Linked DNA regions of Homo sapiens: region 1 is linked to region 2. The links are chromatin contacts, found by Hi-C or POLR2A ChIA-PET in ENCODE. All regions are on one chromosome and are shown on one strand. The core of a region is the stretch at or near the end of the contact, and the rest is flanking DNA. Distances in the headings are between cores, read along the strand shown.

The links. Hi-C counts contacts between places; a loop is a spot of excess contacts on that map. ChIA-PET counts read pairs that join two places held with the same protein, here RNA polymerase II (POLR2A). Pooled maps may share reads with other maps.
Region 1: a pooled map shows a loop between it and region 2 (5-fold over the local background). The contact joins two enhancer-like sites. A Hi-C loop is called at or near these places in 1 of 168 maps with a recorded cell type or tissue (naive thymus-derived CD4-positive, alpha-beta T cell), 3 of 37 single-sample maps with no recorded cell type and 9 of 50 pooled maps. POLR2A ChIA-PET finds 5 or more read pairs at or near these places in 6 of 52 experiments (A549, GM12878, Panc1 and 3 more).

Annotation. Positions count from the first base shown.
Region 1 is chr3:69,089,945-69,097,007 of GRCh38, reverse strand. The region is part of intron 1 of ARL6IP5 (ARF like GTPase 6 interacting protein 5); the gene reads right to left. Among named protein-coding and RNA genes, the nearest start is that of ARL6IP5, 8.5 kb to the right of the region's middle. Within about 2 kb of position 4,932, at least 12 of the 41 ENCODE cell types and tissues checked have a DNase peak (open chromatin) inside an H3K27ac peak, as active enhancers do.
Region 2 is chr3:69,322,855-69,329,870 of GRCh38, reverse strand. The region is part of intron 1 of FRMD4B (FERM domain containing 4B); the gene reads left to right. Among named protein-coding and RNA genes, the nearest start is that of FRMD4B, 60 kb to the left of the region's middle. Within about 2 kb of position 5,055, at least 2 of the 41 ENCODE cell types and tissues checked have a DNase peak (open chromatin) inside an H3K27ac peak, as active enhancers do.

The DNA.
Region 1 (7,063 bases), core at 3,683-6,182, 230 kb after region 2:
GAAATTGGGGAAAGGCTCCTGAATGTAAAAAACCCTTTACAAAGCCTTGACTTTGACCTATAACCTACCCAAATGTTTCTTCTGAGCCGTAAAGAAAAACAAAGATCGCCAGGTACAGTGGCTCACACCTGTAATCCCAGCACTTTGGGAGGCTGAGGCAGGTGGATCACAAGGTCAGGAGATCAAGACCATCCTGGTCAACATGGTGAAACCCCGTCTCTACTAAAAGTACAAAACTAAGCCTGGCTTGGTGGCATGTGCCTGTAATCCCAACTACTTGGGAGGCTGAGGCAGGAGAATTGCTTGAACCCGGGAGGCGGAGGCTGCAGTGAGCCGAGATTGTGCCACTGCACTCCAGCCTGGGTGACAGAGCGAGATTCCGTCTCAAAAAAAAAAAAAAAAAAAAAAAAGCAAAGCAAAACAAAGATCAAATCAACACAAAGAACTCAAATGGAGGATTGAAATTCAAGGAAATTCCTTTGCATACCCTGCAAGTAGGAGTGGGTTGGCTGGCAGCAAAGCATCAAAGGGCTCCTACTCAGTTCATTCTGGAATACTTATTAAAATAATAATTCATGAAGTGAAGCATATAACAAAATTCATGTCAAGCTGTTTTTATTTTCCTCTAGACAAGTAAAATACATATTTAGGTTGAGTGCCTAAAGTCCAGGACAAGGAACAATGAAAAATCCAGGCCTAACTCAAGCAATTCCAAATTTGTTTCACCTGTTCTGGTTGCTCATGTCCAAGAGAAAAGAACAGAGCCTGAAGTTCTATAGAACTGGTTTTAGTTCATAACCTGCCCAACAACAGTCTATAATTAGAAAGCAAGCAAGTTTCCAAGCTGGAAAAAAACTAACGAAGTTACTCTGAGCAGAAATTATTTTCTTCTGTATCTGATAAAATGTATACCACTCCAATGCCCTGGCACTTACCTGTATTTGGAACAAAAGACAGACAGACAGACAGACAGACACACACACACACACCCTCTACAGATTAACAGAAATTCTCAGAAATCTGGGAACCAGTTCTTGCCTGAGATGCTTTTTAGTCAACAGTTGGGCTGTTTATCACAGCAATCACGACAAACCCCAAAGACTTTTAGGACAAAACTTTCCATAAACATGCCACCCATCTTTCATGTAGACAGCTGCCTCTGTGGTCTGCTGGGTGGAGTTTCACTTACTGATAGTCCTAGAGTAAGAAAGAGGGCTGGGTGCGGTGGATCATAACTGTAATCCCAGAACTTTGGGAGGCTGAGGTGGGTGGATCAGCTGAAGCTAGGAGTTTGAGACCAGCCTGGCCAACATGGCGAAACCCCATCTCTACTAAAAACATAAAAATTAGCTGGGCGTGGTGGCGCATGCCTGTAATCCCAGCTGTTCAGGAGGCTGAGACACGAGAATCACTTGAACCTGGGAGGTGGAGGTTGAAGTGAGCTGAGATTGTGCCACTCCAGCGTGGGTGACAGAGCCAGACTCCGTCTCAAAAAAAAAAAAAAGAACGAGGGATGGTGAGAAAGAAGGGAGAAACAGCAGGACCTAGTTTTGCAACTCAAAAACCGTTATGTTTTTCTATTGTGAAATTAAAAATATATTAATACATATGTTTGTATATATTTTAATTATATATATTTAAAATATGAACATGTATTACCCAATTCCAATAAATAATTAATAAATCTTTCCCTATAATAGTTACACATTCTAGAGCAGTCATTTATGGTTATAAAAAGGTTTAGAATCCCATCACAGAAATTTTGTAGCAGTCTTCAAAGATGAATCAGTCTAGTCCAATTATACAGATAACTAAACTGAGGCCCAGAGAAGAAACATATCCAAAGGGATCCAGGAGAGAAACAAGAAAACAAGGGTGCCAGTTGTGGCAGCAACTCACAGTAGAACCCATTCTGTCATGTTAACCGGCTTTAAGGATTTCCCCCACACTCTAAGTAACCTACTATAACCAAGGATCATCCTGGAAAATCCCTCTGCACTCTCATTTCTCTCTGAAACAAGGTGGCTATTAGTGGGTGTGGATACAGGTCCTAAACTTCCCAACGTGATTCAGTAGCTATGTCTATAGTTTTACCACAAGTTACTGAAAGGGGAAAAAAAAATCTCACAAAATTTTAGAGCTAGGAAGGATCTTGCTAACCCACCTCATTTTACACGTAAGCAAGCTAAAGAATATACAAGTTAATAAATTTGTCCAAGGCCACCAATTGCAAAGTTGGCAATAAAAGTTTGCCATAACAGAAATCCTCGGATCAACTCAAGGCCACATTTGGTGACTCCTGTCAGGCTGCAAGGCCAAAAAGAACCACCAAAGAGGCAGCAAAATATTTCCTGAGGAGTACAGGCAGCTTTGCACTGAGTTCCAATTTTCTAGCCGAAAAAGCTATTTTTGAAGTGTGGTTTCTGAGGAAGGCTGACTCACCGAAAAAGTGGGGAACAATATACTCACGGTGGACTTCTCTAAATTGGCGATGTTTCTCTGTGGTCCTTAATCAGCCAGAGGGATCACTGCAAATATGAACCCACCCAACCATTTTCTTTTCATTGTTCTTAAACTAAAAACAGAATTCTTTAAACATTCTACAAGGCTTCGCAGGGTCTGGCCCCTGCCTGCCTCTGCAGCCAGGGCCACTGTATATAGGTGTGGAGTTGGTGCCTGGCTGAGGGGGTAAGTGGGGCCTGGAATCCAGGTCACACACTCCACAAGCCAAGGCCAAAATTTGGCTTTGGCTGTAACTGCTAGGAGAGGAAGAAGTGCCTTAGTAATTAGCATGAGGGAACTCTCAGGGCTAGCAGCTGGCCTACCTGCCAGGTTTGTCACACCATCTCCTGATTGCACCCCCATCCACTCAGGGTTTCTATCTACCCCAGAACTCACCTTGCCTTTTGCCATCTCAGGGTGAGGTGAATCAGGCAGAGAGGATACTTTGCACACAGGCCTCACTCCACCCTCCTTCAAGTCTCAGCTCAGCCAGCCTTTCCTCAGTCTCTCTGACCAGAGCACAGCTCCATATGCCTTTTCTTTTCTTTCCTCAAGAAAGGTTCTTCCTCTGTCACTCAAGCTGGAGTATGATGGCATGGTCATAGCTCACTGCAGCCTCTTTCTCCCACACTCAAGTGACCTTCCTCAGCCTTCTGAGTAGCTGAAACTACAGACTACAGGTGAGTGCCAGCTTGCCTGGCTAATTTTTAATTTTTTTCTTTTCTTTTCTTTTTTTTTTTTTTTTGAGACAGAATCTCCCTCTGTCGGCAGGCTGAAGTGCAGTGACACAATCTTGGCTCGCTGCAACCTCTGACTCCCTGGTTCAAACAATTCTCCTGCCTCAGCCTCTCCAGTAGCTGGGATTAAAGCATGCGCCACCACACCCAGCTAATTTTTACATTTTTAGTAGAGACGATGTTTCACCATGTTGGCCAGGCTGGTCTCGAACTCCTGACCTCAAGTGATCTGCCTGCCTCAGCCTCCCAAAGTGGAGAGCTATTTTTGACTATAGGCATAAATGTGGGCTTTGGACACAAATTCGTCTTGAGTAAATGAGAACAGTGTCTCCTTGGCCTAAGGATCATGGAATAAAGGAGACTGTACAGTAGGTAAAACTGAACAGGAGCCTGTCTCTTTTGTTACAGAAAGGTCATAGTGAGATTTTCCTAACCAACTGAATTAGGAAGGCCTAGAGGATTTATTGTATTCTTGCCATTCCCTAAATATTTACTGTATCCTGTGTAATTTGGCACAAATTAAACACTCGCATCCAAACCAACCATTGTCTTTTTAACAGTTGGCATGTTAAAAGTGTTCATACTAAGACATGCCTTAGGAACCTCCAGATTTTCTTTTGTTTTTAATAAACAACAGGTTGGACTCGGATTAGAAACCATAAATCTGACGCTTCCCACAGTGACGGAGCTTCAAATAATAGTTGTGTACAAAGCTCTGATTAGACTTCATAAAACCCTTTTTAACTTTTCATTATGGAAAACTAACATATACATAGGTAGAGAGAATAATGTATAATGAATCTTCATGTATGCTCATCACTGCTTTCACAATTAGCAACCCATGGTTACTCTTAACAACCAATACTTTTTGGGGAACAGAAGTGGAAAGATATTTGTTTACAAACTGTTCTTCTTGAATGATTTTAGAAAATTAAAAAAAAAAAAAAAAGGCTGGGTACAGTGGCTCACACCTGTAATCCCAGCACTTTGGGAGGCTGAGGTGGGGGGATAACTTGAGGCTAGGAGTTCGACACCAGCCTGGCCAACATGGTGAAACCCCGTCTCTACTTAAAAATACAAAAATTAGCCAGGCATAATTGTGTGTGCCTGTAATCACTTAAAAATACAAAAATTAGCCAGGCATAGTTGTGCGTGCCTGTAATCCCAGCTACTTGGAGGCTAAGGCAGGAGAATCGCTTGAACCTGGGAGGCAGAGGTTGTAGTGAGCCAAGATCCTGCCATGGCATCCAGCTTGGGCGATGCAGAGAGACTCTGTCTTAACAAAACAAAACAAACAAAAGCTACTGAGAACTGTCACATGGCAAATTCTTACAGAGCTGTGGAGAGAAGACAGGGGCTGGACAAATGCTAACGAGCTTGGTAACACAGACTTCCTTCTCACAAGTTTCCTGTCTATTTACCCCTCACTAACCCCCAATTTCTGCATTCTTTTTCCTCTGAGACAAGGAGAAGCTGCACCAATGAGATATGAAGCAGATTAGAAGAAGCAGGGCTTTCTGCCTTCCAGGTGTCTCCTTTAGCAAATTGCATAACGAGAAGGAAGGCCAGGAAATCCTATCATATATCAATGATGAATGCTTGCAAACCTGAAGTTGTTAGCCTGAAGGTTTTGCCTAAAATTACAGGGCTTGAAGGCATTCTCAGAAACAGGAAGCCACGCTCATTTCAAGAGACAGAGGATGGTATTAAGGGTGAAGGCATTCTCAGAAACAGGAAGCCACGCTCATTTCAAGAGACAGAGGATGGTATTAAGGGTTAAGTTTTCTGAAGCTGAGTGATAAGGATAGAATTCATTTGTCCAAAAAATAAAAAATACAAAATTTCCAATATTGATGCTTAATTAGATATTAAGTGGGTAGGTCAAGAATGGGTCTTGACCTTTTTGAACTGGATTTCCTGTACAGAGCTCTCTGTCCCTAAGCTGATGGAGAGCTTCTCCTTTCTAAGACAGGGGGCCAGGAATCCAAAATACACTCATTTATTTGCACACTTACCTAGAATCATTGTAAATCCTTACCTAGGGAAAGGAAACAGAAACTACCAACCAAAGGCCAAAAGTAGCAGGCAACATTGAAAAAAAAAAAAAAAAAAAAGCTGGACGGAGAGGGGAGAGAAGTTCAGATAAACAAAGTTACATAAATAGTATCAAAGGTGTGCCAGCCATACCTCTCGCCTGTCATCCCAGCACTTTCGGAGACCAAGGCAGGAGGATTGCTTGAGCCCAGGAGTTCGAAACCAGCCTGGGCAACATGGCAAAAACCCTTCTCTACAAAAAAAAATACAACAATTAGCCAGGCTGGTGGCACATGCCTATAGTCCCAGCTACTTAAGATGCTGAGGCAGGAGGATCACCTGAGCCCAGGGAGGTAGAGGCTGTAGTGAGCCATGACTGCGCCACCATACTCCAGCCTGGGCAATAGAGTGAAACCCTGTCTCAAAATATATATATATGTATGTATATACACACACATATACACACATACACTGTCAGAGGTTATTTAATGAAAAGCAATCCTTATTAAAGATTTATATTTACTTATTTATTTTTTACACGGCGTCTCACTCTGTTACCCAGGCTGTAGTGCAGTGGCGTGCGTTCTTGGCTCATTGCAACCTCCGCCTCCCACGCTCAAAAGATCCTCCCACCTCAGCCTCCCAAGTAGCTGGGACCACAGATGCATGCCACCACGCCAGGCTAATTTTTTCTATTTTTGGTAGAGATGGGGTTTCGCCATGTTGCCCGGGCTGGTCTTAAACTCCTGAGCTTAGGTGATCTACCCGCCTCGGCCTCCCAAAGGGCTGGGATCACAGGCGTGAGCCATCATGTCCAGCCTAGATAAAGATTTTGAGATTAAAATGTTACTGTGTGTTGACAGACCTCTTAAAGTTCTGTATTCAGAAGAAACACATAAGCCATCAGAGGAAGACAGGTGCCAGCCTCAAATGCAAATAAATGGGCATCGAAGGGCAGGAGAATTCTGGGAGGATTTGGGAAGGCTGGTGGAGTTGTACTCCTGACTGTATCCTCAGGGCCTAGACAGTGTCTACCACATGGTAGGTGCTCAGTATTTGTTCAATGGAATAGAAGGATCTGAGCTGTGGGTTAGGATAGTAAAATTTAAAAAAACCTTTTTCCTGTCTACATACTCAATGCCTCCCCTATTCCCAACACCTGAGAGATTTGGAATTTGGAGTAATAATGTACAGGGGAGATCAGGTAAGTCAGGTTGAGAAGGATGTGTTTATGTAGGTGTGTATTTCTGTACACTTGCTATACTTGTATACAAATTAGTTATCATGTGTTCAGTGTGGTCTTGCTGCCTTTCCGTGAAGGCAGGAATCACAGCTGTCCTATTCTTCACTATCTCCTAGCAGTGTCTGAGAAGTTGGTAAGTGCTTCATACTCTTTGTTAATTGAATGAATGAAGCAACACAAATAAGAGTAATGTTGTAGAACTGGTGTTGAAGCTGACTAATCTCAAAAACATTTCCACTTGCTTTAGTATAAACAGACTGCAACTCATTCTATCTGCAATCATTTCAATAGATTCTGATCCAGAGCCTCCCAGGGTTGCCTTACGCTTTTTTTCCTCTACCAACTGGAAACTTGGTTCTTCATCTTTACAGCATTTAAAGGTACAAACAATACGAACATTTCATAATACCAGATGCTGGGAGCCACAGGCCTAGAACATATTACAGAGCCACCAAGCCACGTTCATTTTGAAAAGATTACATTAATGCTGTTTTCAAACTTATAATTACCAGCCTTCTAGAAACTCCTTACCATCTTGAGTAACTGA
Region 2 (7,016 bases), core at 3,806-6,305:
GTTTATTGTACAGATTATTTCATCACCCAGGTATAAAGCCCAGTACCCAATAATAAATTATAACAAATCCCGGCACTTTGGGAGGCTGAGGCAGGCAGATCACCTGAGGTCAGGAGTTTGAGACCAGCCTGGTCAACATAGTGAAACCCCGTCTCTACTAAAAATACAAAAAAAAATTAGCCAGGCCTGGTGGCGGGCGCCTGTAATCCCAGCTACTCGGGAGGCTGAGGCAGGAGAATTGCTTGAACCCAGGAGGCAGAGGCTGCAGTGAGCCAAGATCACACCATTGCACTCCAGCCCAGGTAACAGTGTGAGACTCCATCTCAAAAAAAAAAAAAAAAAAAAAAAAAAAAATTAGCTGGGCATGGTGGTGCATGCCTGTAGTCCCAGCTACTTGGGAGGCTGAGGTAGGAGAATTGCTTGAACCCGGGAGGGAGAAGTTGCAGTGAGCAGAGATTGCGCTACTGCACTCCAGCCTGGGTGACGGAATGAGACTCTGTCTCAAAACATAAAAATAAAAATAAAGAAATAAATTATAATAGTCACCTTTATGTTGGCCTCTGTTCGCCAAGTTCTATGCACAACAACCCTGGAAGGTATTAGTAAATCTATTTTAGAGATTTAAAATAGTAAGTCCTACTAAAGTTAAGTAAGCTGGGCTTCAAACAGAATTCTCTGTAAACCTGAAGCCTCTGTTTGTTCATCTTTATCACGTGGTCTCTCAACGGCCTCCACATCCTGAGTGTTCTGACCATCACTTTCTCCACTGGTATGCTGGTAAATGTTTCTCAGCTGTTACTGGAAAGTGGTCCTGATCCAGAGCCCAAGAGTTCTTAGATCTCGAGCAGGAAAGAATTTAGGATGAGTCCATAGAGTAAAGTGAAAGCAAGTTTATTAGAGAAGTAAAGAAACAAAAGAATGGCCACTCCATAGGCAGAGCAGCACCGAGAGCTGCTAGATGGCTATTTTTATGATTATTTCTTGATCATATGCTAAACAAGGGGTGGGTTATTCATGAATTTTCCAGGAAACAGGCAGGCAGTTCCCAGAAGTGAGGGTTCCTTCCCTTTTTAGACAATATAGGGTAACTTCTGGATGTTGCCATGGCATTTGTAAACTGTCATGGTGCTGGTGAGAGTGTCTTAAAGCATGCAATTGCATTATAATTAGTGTATAATGAGCAGTGAGGACTACCAGAGGTCTTTTTTCATCACCATCTTGGTTTTGGTGGGTTTTGGCTGGCTTCTTTGCTGTGTCCTGTTTTATCAGCTGAGTCTTTATGACCTGTATCTTGTGATACCAGCCCTGCTGACCTCCTATCTCATCCTGTGACTAAGAATGCCTGACCTCCTGTGAATGCAGCCCAGTAGGTCTCAGCCTTATTTTACCCAGGTCCTATTCAAGATGGAGTCACTCCAGTGCAAACACCTCTGACACAACCAGCTCTGGGGAAAAAGGGACACTGATTTGCAACACTTGCCATTTTCTGTGGTGTAAATACTCTCACCTTGACTGACTTACTGATCTGGGAAGAGACGAGCAGTAGCATATCATTAAATGGTGTTACTTCCATGCAGATTCAATAACCACAAGAGCAAAGGTCATAGTAAATGTAGTAAAACAATTGGAAAGTGAAGAGTTTTATTACCTTTGCTTTTAATGCGATTTATTTCATTGTAAGTTCATATTAGTTGTACCTAACAACCAGCTTGAAAATGGGACAGTGGGCTTTCGTGAGTGGCCAAGAGCCAGCTCTCCACCACCATTCTGTCTCTCAAAAGATCTTTCCTCCCAGTTATGTTCCCTGGTGCTTGCCAATAAATCTTTTTTTTCTTAACTCCTTTTTCATATTTCTATGTTCTCCTGACCTGTGGCTTCCAGTTTTGTTGTTTTGTTTTAATCGTTGAATCCCACATTGGCTTCAAAAAGAGTCTGAATCCCATTTAAAAACACAGCCTGCATTAGGTGACAAGGAAGCTTCATGACTAAATAATATAAGCCTGTAAGTTGAGAGGAAATATTTCTTCTGTGACAGTGAAACAAGTCCTGGATGTTAAGATTAAGAATTTTTCTATATGTCCCAAATGAGTTTGACTTTTCTGTTTTTACAATTTGGTGATGCTTTTCTAAAACCCTTACCCAAATATGATGTTTCTACCAACAAATCAGAGATAGGCTAGGACTCTGGACCTAATACAATCCGTTTGTTTTAATTATAAACTCCCTAAGGAGGACTTATTTCAGCCTCTACCTATACATGAGTCACAAAAAATAAAGAGACTTGGAAAAGCATAAATCAGAGACATTCTAACAGGGTTGACGAAAAATTGAAACATGAAAACCCTGAGAGTAAGCATGTACTCCATAATTAATGTAAAGTTGATTCTGATTTTCTAATTAATTTTTGCTAATTCTTAGGTTCTCAGGACGATGTATGTGATTTGTTTGCTTTGTGAGTGGCTTCCATTGAGCCCAGGATTTCCAAATGTATTATACCGTGAATAGGCAATACCTAGAATATCTTTAAATTACAAGTACTGCAGTTTATTTTCAATATCTCTTCACACAAGTTACACTTGAGACTTTTAAGTCTTTGAAAGACGCAGTACTTTTTTACTCCTTCCTACAGGTTGTTTTTCACGGGAAAAGAGAAAACTGACAGTTGGCAAAGCAAAAAGTTTCCAAACCACAGGGTGTCTGCTGCTTGCATACTCACTGAAGCCAAAATTTCCATTTTCTACAAGGCAACTGGAGAACTTTCATTTCTGGTTAACCTGAACTGCAGATGAAAATGAAAATCCCCCCACCCCCAACCCACAGGCTGTGCTCTCAGCTTTTCTTAGTTCCATTTTTGTGACTTTTCCTGTTTACAGTATCTGTGCCCTCCCATTTTTTTGTTTTTTTATTTTTGACTCATTGATACTGTACCATGACGTCTAAAAATACAGCCTAACAACTGGTTTTAAGCAACGAGGCTGTTTCTTTCTGGAGAGGAACAGCAGAAATATCCTGCATGTTTTTCTGAAAATAAACATTTGACAGTCTCTTCTTGGTGCCTAACATGAGTTTCTAATTGGAAAAGCACAGTCAGAATATAAAGAGAATCTTGCTTTTCACTGAAGTTTCTTCCATGTAGATATATACCCTGATTTTTCCCTCTCATGTTGTTTGTTGAGCACCTTTTTGAGCTTGGCCTAGCCCCTTATAAACTGTGGGACCTCAGACAAGTCATTCTCAACTTCGTGGAATCTCAGATTATGGAAACTATCTGCTTCACAGGTAGGTTTGAGAGCTCAATGGGGAAAATGTATGTAAAAGCAGATGGCATAGGCAAAGCCATGAACACATATTAACTTGCATTTTATGGAGATGAGAACAAAGGAATGATCTGGTCACAATCAGATAAGGTGTTAGAGTTTACCACCTTCCTTCCCCAGATTTGGACATATGGACAGCTAAAAATGGTGGTTGTAAGTTAGTCTGTTGATTATCACTAGAAAAAATCAGATTGAATGAATCCCCAGCTATTAGGTTTTTGGGTCTCTCCAGGGTTTAACTGGCGGGTTGATTGTCAACTTAAACATGACAGCTTAGTGTCTTAATAATGTAGAAGAGGCTGGGCATGGTGGCTTATGCCTATAATCCCAGCACTATGGGAGGCCGAGGCGGGAGGATCACTTGAGCCCAGGAGTTCAAGACTAGCCTAGGCAACATAGTGAGACCTTATCTCTACAAAAAAAAAAAAAAAAAATTGATTAGCCAGGCATGATGGTGTGCACCTGTAGTTCCATTTACTTGGGAGGCTGTGGTGGGAGGATTGCGTGAGCCCAGGAGGCTGAAGCTACAGTGAGCTATGGTCCACTCCAGCCTGGGTGATAGAGAGAGAGACCTTGTCTCAAATAATAATAATCTAGGAAAACTTTTTTCTTGAGAGAAGTACGCACTTAAGCAAATTAAAATAACCATTTCTGGAGAACAGGATAGTACTCAATAGCTTAGACATTATTTCCACTAATAATAGTACTCACGGCACTAGGGTAAGGATAAACTGGTAATACATGTCAAGCACTTAGCACAGACTCTAACACCTAACCTATACTCAATAAATGGTGTATTACTGATGATACAATTATCATCTGTGCTTTAAGGTAGAGTTTATAATCAGTTCAACCTGCCTTAATACAAGAGGCAAACCCAAATGAGACTGATTTTTTATCCTTTCCATTTCATAGGGGCAGAAACTGAGATTTAGAGAGATACCATGATATTCTCTTAGGTAAATAGCAGGGCTGGGACACAAACTCAAACCTCGTGACTCTAAATCCTGTGTGCTTCTCATTGACACTAGGCTGGTGTCTCCTGATGGCCTTCAGCTCCAGGCTTAATAAGTTGCTTTGCTTCTTTATTTTTCTTTCTTCCTTTAAAACCTGGCTTTTCTTTTCACCAGACTTATCAGATCAGGCTAGAATCTGATAAGGGATTGTCATTTATGAGAATGCCCTCCCCAGGGAATGTCTGCCCGAAGCTGGCTGGAATTGCCTGCCAGGTTGGCATTAGAGCTGCAGCAATGGCCGTCCATTGACTGGCCAGCCTTTCTTGTTTACTTTCTCCCAACCTCTGTAAGGCAGAAAGGAGCATGCAGTTAAATGTTTAGAAAACACCATCAGCCCTCCAGTCTCTACTGGGAGCCACTTGACCAAGAGCAGTGGTCCAATATAAGTTCTCTCCATCAATTAATTTCTTTTCTTTCTTTCTTTCTTTCTTTCTTTCTTTCTTTCTTTCTTTTTTTTTTTTTAGACAGTATCTCACTGTTGCCCAGGCTGGAGTACAGTGGCACAGTTATGGCTCACTGCAACTCGAAACACCTGGGCTCAAGTGATCTTCCTGCCTCAGCCTCTCAAGTACATAGGACTACAGGTACACGCCTGGCTAATTTTTTGTAGAGACAGGGTCTTACCCTGTTGCTCAGGCTGATCTCAGACTCCTGGGCTCAAGCAATCCCCCCCCGCCTCAGCCTTCCAAAACATTAGGGTTACAGGAGGGAACCACCACATCCGGCCTTCTCCATCAATTTCCTCATTTCTCGTGCTTCCTGGGTAAAGAGAAGTGAGTTTTGCACATGCTTAGAACTCAATTCCATTGCCAGTTTATCTACTTCAGAGCCCTTATTATCTGAAAATATCATATTTGTTTAATTGTTACTAGTTTCTTTTTTTCTCCTCACCTCTAAAGCAGTTGTTCTCAAAAGAGGTGATTTTGCGTCCCAGGGGACATTTGGCAAGGTCTGGAGACATATGGGGGAGGATCTACTGACATCTAGTGGGTAGAGGTCAGGGATGCTGTTTAGCACCCTATAGTGCCCAGGACTATGCTCCGCAATAATGAGTTATCTGGCTGCAAATACCAATGAAGTTGAGAACTGTAGGACAAGCTCCAGAGATAATGCCCTTTCAGTCTTATTGGCTGGTATATAATAGTGCCAAGAACAGTGCTTGCACTTAGAGAGTGCTCAGCACATATTGGTTAAGTGAATGAATGAACACATAATCCAGAGCTTTTCCACACTGAATTAATTACATGTGTGCTAGGCTACATCTTAAGCCCAGAGTAATATGGAGTCAGGTCCAGGAGGCCACATAACTGACAAATATCATCCTGTACCCTGAGTGTTCACATATGCATGACACAGCCATGGAAGCATCCCAACAGGTGGAGATTAATTCCATCCTGACTGCCCAAGGAAGATCAATAGCAAACATAGACACCATTTTTAGCAGCTGCCCATATTTCATCAGTGTGGGGCCAGGAAGTAGCCAAGGGATGGTGATTGTAAAACCTTTCTCTTCTTCTGGCCTTGCTTCGAGACAGTGGCCTGAACCAGCCAACTCTGGTTTGGTGAGTCTGGATCAAGCTTTTCAGAGCAGTGTTAGGCTTCGCAATCAAGGTGATACATTAAGTGCCTAAACTACATGTGATTTAATATATAGGATGTATGAGATAGGAAATACTTTGTACTGAAGTAATATAGCCCTTAAGAGCATGGATTCTGGAGTCAGAACACCTAGGTTTACATCCTACTCTGCCTCTTCCTGGCCCTATGACCTTGTAAGGTGGGTCAGCCATGTACCTTTTCTGAGCCTCAATTTTCTCATCCATAAAATGAAGCTAGTAATGGAATCCACCTTACAGAGTTCTTATGAAAATTCATTTAAAACGCATATATATATATATATATATATATATATATATATATATATATATACACAGAGAGAGAGAGAGAGAGTTGGGTTTTTGTTTTGTTTTTTTGAGACAGAGTCTCGCTGTGTCGCCCAGGCTGGAGTGCAGTGGTGCGACCTCAGCTCACTGCAACCTCCACCCACTGGGTTCAAGCAATTCTGCCTCAGCCTCCCAAGTAGCTGGGATTACAGCATGCGCTACCATGCCGAGCTAATTTTTTTGTATTTTTAGTAGAGAGGGGGTTTCACCATATTGGCCAGGCTGGTCTCAAATTCCTGACCTCAGGTGATCTGCCCACCTCAGCCTCCCAAAGTGCTGGGATTACAGGCATGAGCCACCACGCCCGGCCATAAAAGGCCCTTTGTATATAAATGAAAGGATTTGGGATAGTTATCAGGCACACAGTCAGCAGCTGTTATCTTTGTTAGCATTTCTCTTAAGGCATGTTACTCAATTACTCAATTTCAGCTTTGGCAAACTGAATTCTCCTCTTCTTTGTCATTCCTCCCCTCTTCCCTCATTTCATTTTCCTTTCCTCCTTTGCTTCTTTTACACTGCCTGCTTTTCTCCCTCCCTCATTGTCTTTTTCCTTCTCCACTTCCAGTGAACCTGCAAGAGATGTACAGGAGTCCTACTTTGGTACGACTGATGGAACCTGAGATTCTACCCAACTTTATCACTGTATGACCAGGCACCACTTAACCTCTGTGCACTTCAGTTTGGTCATCTATGAAATCTAAACAGAAATCTCATGCCCATAACCCCATCACTTCAAGAGG